Regions from separate parts of the Homo sapiens genome. Here region 1 is linked to region 2. A link is an interaction called in ENCODE POLR2A ChIA-PET data of the cell type or tissue named here. Cell type or tissue: Panc1. All regions are shown on one strand. Each heading gives the region's core, and the rest is flanking DNA. Links, peaks and the distances in the headings are about the cores only. Region 1 has its middle 4.7 kb from the start of G3BP1. Region 2 has its middle 18 kb from the start of SPARC.

Evidence for each region. ChIA-PET counts read pairs that join two places held together with the same protein. Peaks named below come from ENCODE experiments on the same cell type or tissue, not always from the same donor. Only the 100,000 strongest peaks of a DNase experiment are listed, where the experiment ranks them.
Region 1: POLR2A ChIA-PET joins it to region 2 with 5 read pairs; 14 of 35 experiments call an interaction of 5 or more read pairs at or near these places.

What each region holds. Positions count from the first base shown.
Region 1 is chr5:151,765,803-151,768,720 of GRCh38, reverse strand. It overlaps the pseudogene RPLP1P6. Among named protein-coding and RNA genes, the nearest start is that of G3BP1, 4.7 kb to the left of the region's middle. In Panc1, for the core only: no CTCF peak of the experiment used is centred there; no DNase peak of the experiment used is centred there.
Region 2 is chr5:151,703,364-151,706,281 of GRCh38, reverse strand. It overlaps the pseudogene RN7SKP232. Among named protein-coding and RNA genes, the nearest start is that of SPARC, 18 kb to the right of the region's middle. In Panc1, for the core only: no CTCF peak of the experiment used is centred there; no DNase peak of the experiment used is centred there; H3K27ac peaks cover 2,500 bases.

The DNA of each region.
Region 1 (2,918 bases), core at 232-2,731, 62 kb before region 2:
TGACCCCGAGCTGCTGGGCTCAAGCAATTTTCTCGCTTCAGCCTCCCCAGTAGCTACAGGCCTGCATCATTGTACATAGCTAATTTTTTTTTTGTAGAGACAGGGTCTCAGTTTGTTGCCCAGGTTGATGTCAAATTCCTGGCCTCAAGTAGTGCTCCTGCCTTAGCCTCCCAAAGTGCTGGGATTATAGGTGTGAGCCACCATGCCTGGCTGTGTGATTTTAAAAAAAATAGAAATGCCCATATTATTATTTTAATTAGTGTTAGGTATAGATTTTAATAGTGATATGAGGAACTATAATATAGAAATTTTGATCTTTAAAACAAAAGGGATGTAATACATTAGGCCTTGTAGGTAGGTATATGAGAGGGGTGTTTTGGGGGGGTTTTCTTGTTTTTGAGACAAGGTCTCGCTCTGTCACCCAGGCTGGAGTGCACTAGCAAGATCACAGTTTACTTCAGTCTCAACCTCCTGGGTTCAAGTGATCCTCCTACCTCAGCTTCCCAAGTAGCTGGGACCACAGGTATGTATCACCAAGCCCACCTAATTTTTTAAATTTTTGTAGCGATAAGGTATCACTGTGTTGCCCAGACTGGTCTTGAACTCCTGGGCTCAAGCAATCCTCCAACCTCAACCTCCCAAAGTGCTGGGATTACAGGCGTGAGCCACTTCACCCAGCCTTACAAGAGGTTTTGAAAATGAGGTATCCACGTTTTAATTCACCTCCCCAAAAACTGCTAACCTCTTTGCCTTTTGCTCCTTACCATGCAAAGATCATACAAAGATCCAAGCCAGGTGTGGTGGCTCATGCCTGTAATCCCAGCACTTAGGGGGGCTGATGCGGATGGATCACTTGAGGCCAGGAGTTTGAGACCAGCCTGCCCAACATGGTGAAACCCCACTTCTACTAAAAATACAAAAATTAGCCAGGTGCCTGTAATCAGTTGCAGCTACTCGGGAGGCTGAGGCAGGAGAATTGCTAGAACCTGGGAGGCAGAGGTTGCAGTGAGCCAAGATTGTGCTACTGCACTCCAGCCTGGGCGACAGAGCAGGACTCCACCTCAAAAAATAAATAAATAAAATAAAATTAAAATAAATAAATAAAATAAAATCATACAAAGATCCAAAGAGGCCCTTTACTGGCTTAGAAAGACATGCCTAATTGCATTCCTCCCTTCTTTGGCATTGTCTCTTGGCAAATACATCACCTCCTCAGACTCTGTGGAGCACTGACCGTGCGCCAGGTACCTTGCTAATATTCTTTCCAAGAACGATCTCATTTAATATTCACAACATCCCTATTTCCTATTTCTCAAGTATGAAAACAGGCTCAGAGAGGGAAACAACTTGCCCTTGGTCACATAGCTAGGGCTAGAAGCTGGGACTCTCTGACTTCAAGTCCATGTTCTTTTACCCACTCTCAATACTGCCCAGAGAAAGAAGATACAGTTATGAATACAGAAAAGGGGCATATTCTTCTCAGAAACCCCTGAAAGGCTGGGGCTTTTCCTTCAATATCTCAGGCATGACACCAGATAATGCTGCATAGACAAATTTCCAAGTGATTTGAGAGTTCTGGAGTCCATGGCAAATCTTGAACATCTGCAGCCAAAGCTCTTTGCAGAAGGTTCTTTGCTGCACACTCTGGTACCACATATTAGAAGTCCTCACTTTCTGTGGCTTAGAAGAGGAATAAATAGCATATATATCAAGCACCCATTATGTGACAGTCACAGTGCTAGTTACAGTTTTTCAAGTCATCCTTACAAAAACTCTATGAAGTATTAACTCTTTTACAGATGTAGAAACTATGGCTCAGAAAGGCTAAATGACTGGCCTATAGCTGGAAGGGGGCAGAGCTCAGAATCAGACTCAGGTTTATGTCACTTGGAATTCAAAGCCCAATAAGGAAAAAAGAAACAAGAATAAAATATACATAAGACCTCATCTAAGGCCAGGCCCAGTGGCTCAGGCCTGTAATCCCAGCACTTTGGGAGGCCGAGTTGGGCAGATCACTTGAGGCCAGGAGTTCAACACTAGCCTGGCCAACATGGTACAACCCCGTCTCTACTAAAAATACAAAAAATACCGGGTGTGGTGATGCATGCCTGTAATCCCAGCTACTCAGGAGGCTGAGGCAGGAGAATCGCTTGAACCCAGGGGGTGAAGTTTGCAGTGAGCTGAGATTGTGCCGCTGCACTCCAGCCTGGGTGACAGAGTGAATGAGACTGTCTTAAAAAAAAAAAAAACTAATCTAATCTTCAAACAGCTCATTTCAACAGATAGGGAAACCAAAGCAAAAAGAAGTTAAATAATTGTTCAATCATGACATTGTGAAAAATGATACTTTGCCCTTTCCTCAGTTGCCACCAAGGTGCTTGGTCCTTCCGAGGAAGCTAAGGCCACATTGGGGTGAGGCCATCACTTCATCCAGTGACTAGCACCACCTCTGGCAATGTCAGCCCCACACTCGCCCGCGCCATGGCCTCCATCTCCGAGCTTGCCTGTGTCTACTTGGCCCTCATTCTGCACGATGACGAGGTGATCATCATGGAGGTTAATATCAATACCCTCATTAAAGCAGCCAGTGTAAATGTTGAACCTTTTGGCCTGGCTTGTTTGGAAAGGCCCTGGCCAACGTCAACATTGGAAGCCTCATCTGCAATGTAGGGGCTGGTGGACCTGCTCTAGCAGCTGGTGCTGCACCAGCAGGAGGTCCTGCCCCCTCCATTGCTGCTGCTTCAGCTGAGGAGAAGAAAATGGAAGCAAAGAAAGAAGAATCTGAGGAGTCTGATGATGACATGGGCTTTGGTCTTTTTACTAAACCTGTTTTATAATGTGTTCAATAAAAAGCTGACTTTACTGCTGTTGGTCTTGCCCATAGTTTGGGAATGTGCTCTGCAAAAATGGTCTCAGTT
Region 2 (2,918 bases), core at 123-2,622:
GCCACCATGCCTGGCCTGCACTTGCACTTGACTAGTCTTAAAAAAAAAAAAAAAAAAGAATAAAGAATAGCCTTTTCCAAGGCTTCTGATCATAAAGAGGAGAAAGTCTTAGTTTGGAGCTAATAAGTTGCTAACACCTTTCTAACACTTGCTAATCTTTCCTAGAGCCCTCACAACTAACAGCATTAATTAATTAATTTTATTTTATTTTATTTTATTTTTAGATGGAATCTCGTTCTTTTGCCCAGGCTGGAGTGCAGTGGGTGTGATCTCAGCTCACTGCAACCTCCACCTCCCAGGTTCCAGGGATTGTCCTGTCTCAGCCTCCTGAGTAGCTGGGATTACAGTCGCCCGTCACCACGCCCAGCTAATTTTTTGTATTTTTAGTAGAGATGGGGTTTTGCTATGTTGGCCAGGCTAGTCTCAAACTCCTGACCTCAAGTGATCCGCCCGCCTCAGCCTACCAAAGTGCTAGAATTACAGGCATAAGCCACCATGACTGGCCCTAATAGCATTAATTTAATTTGATATTGTTATATTGTTTTATAAATATTTTCAAGCACACCCCAAAGAGAATAATATAATTAAGCTTCCATGGACCATCACCTAGCTTGAATTACTATCAACCTTCTATCAGTTTATTTTACATACCCACCCCCATCACATACCTTTTCCCAGGAGTAATTCAAAATAAATCCCATATATTATATCATGATACCCATAAATATTTCAGTATCTATAGCTAATAGATAAGGTCTTTCTTTTCAACATAGCCACATCGCCCTCATCTCATCTAACAAAATTAAAGTAGTTCCTTAATTAGCCATCTGTGGTGCTGCACGCCTGTAGTCCTAGCTATGGAAGGCTGAGACGGGAGGATTGCTTGAGCCCAAGAGTTTGAGGTCAGCCTGGGCGACATTGCAAGGCAAGGCCTCTAAAAAAACAGGAGAAAAAAGTAATCCCCTAATATCATTCGATACTCAGTCTGTGTTCAAATTTTCTGTTTTCTGAAAAATGCCTATTTAAATTTAGTTGCCTTGAATCAGGCTACAAAGAAGCTCGTGCTTTACACTGTATTCTTTTTTTTTTTTTTGAGACAGAGTTTCACTCTTGTTGCCCAGGCTGGAGTGCAATGGCGCGATCTTGGCTCACTGCAACCTCTGCCTCCCGGGTTCAAGGGATTCTCCTGCCTCAGCCTCCCAAGTAGCTGGGATTACAGGTGCCAGCCACCACACACAGCTAATTTTTGTATTTGTTAGTAGAGACGGGGTTTCACCATGTTGGTCAGGCTGGTCTTGAACTCCTGACCTCAGGTGATCCACCTGAAGTGCTCCCAAAGTGCTGGGATTACAGGCTTGAGCCACCACCGCGCCCGGCCTACACTTTATTCTTATGGTTCATTTAATCTATTAGAGATCCTCCCTTCACTCCCCACCTTTTGTCATGCCATTCATTTATTGAAGAAATCATGTTATTTGTCTTGCAAAATTCACCATATTCTGGTTTGGCTGATTTAATTCTTGTGTTTTTAGACACATTTCTCTATTCCTTTGTATTTCCCATAAACTGGTAGTTACACTCAGGTTAATTTCTTTTGCCATAAGTACTTCCTATGTCATGGTGTGCACATTTTATTACATCACACCATGAAGAACAAGATGTCTCTTTGTCCCACACTTAGTGATGTTAAGATTATTGAATTCGGATGTGAGGACGATCTGGCTACGATATGTGTCACCTCATTGACCGCCAGGGTTGATTTGGCTGCTCTGGCTGGCTAGGCAGGTGTCCCTGTCCTTCCTCACCACTCCATGCACGTCCCCCTGAAGCTGAGTGCTAGGTCTGAGAGGATGACCATCCCAGACAGAGCTGGACTGGTCTTCAGTCAAGGGTGTACAAACAGCTGCACTCCCCTGCTAGAACCTCCAAACAAACTATCAAGATTATTGAACTGGTTCAAGTACTGTTGTCCTGGCCCATCCATTACATGGTTCCTCATCGACCTCTCATTCCTTAATCGTTACTTTGACCCATTACTCTTAGGGGCTGCAAAATGTTGATCTTCAATTTCTAACAATGCTTCCTCAATGTTTTAAGGAAGAACTTCCCCTTGAGAAAGAAAAGTAGCTCAGAGCTGTCCAAAGAATGTGGAGTGTGCAAAATTTATCAGGCTGTGAGAGACCATGAGTATGAGACAGTCTTGACACCCACCCCCTTCCACTCCCATTTTCCAGGGACAATTGTTTAAAGGCATTTTTTTCTTTCTTTCCTTCACCAAAGCTTCCAGACTAGTTGATAAATAACCTAAACTGTTACCATAAGTTGCACTATGTGACCTTTACCCATTATCTTTATGTTCCTGGAATTTGTGGTGCAAAAGAACGTTGTATAGCCAATCAATAGCTTATGTTATTTTAATGTAAATTTAATTATACAAAACACTTAATAGTTCCAAAGTTAAAACTATATAACAAAGTAATCAGAGAACACTAGCTTTTTATCAACAACATTTTCTCTCTCCCTAAGGTAACCATCTCTATTAATTTTTAGTTTTACCTTTCAGTTGCTTCTTTTTGGGTATGTGAGCAAATGCACATGTGCATGTTTTTATTTTTCTCTCTCTTGCAGTCTAAACATTGCTCTGCACTTTGTTTTTAATGGTTTGTTCACTTTTTACTAATATTCCCTGAAGCTCATTCTATAGCATTATATAAAAATTATTCATCCCTTTTTACATTTGGTTAGAACGTAATAGCATAATTGTATTATCACTGTCAATTACTTTCTCTTTATGACAAGTGTATCAGCCAGGTTCCTGGCAGAAAACAGATGGCACTTTCAAAATGGGTAATCTGAGAATTTCATCAAGGGACTATTTATAAAGATGTGGGCCCTGTGTATGTAAATCACAAGGACAG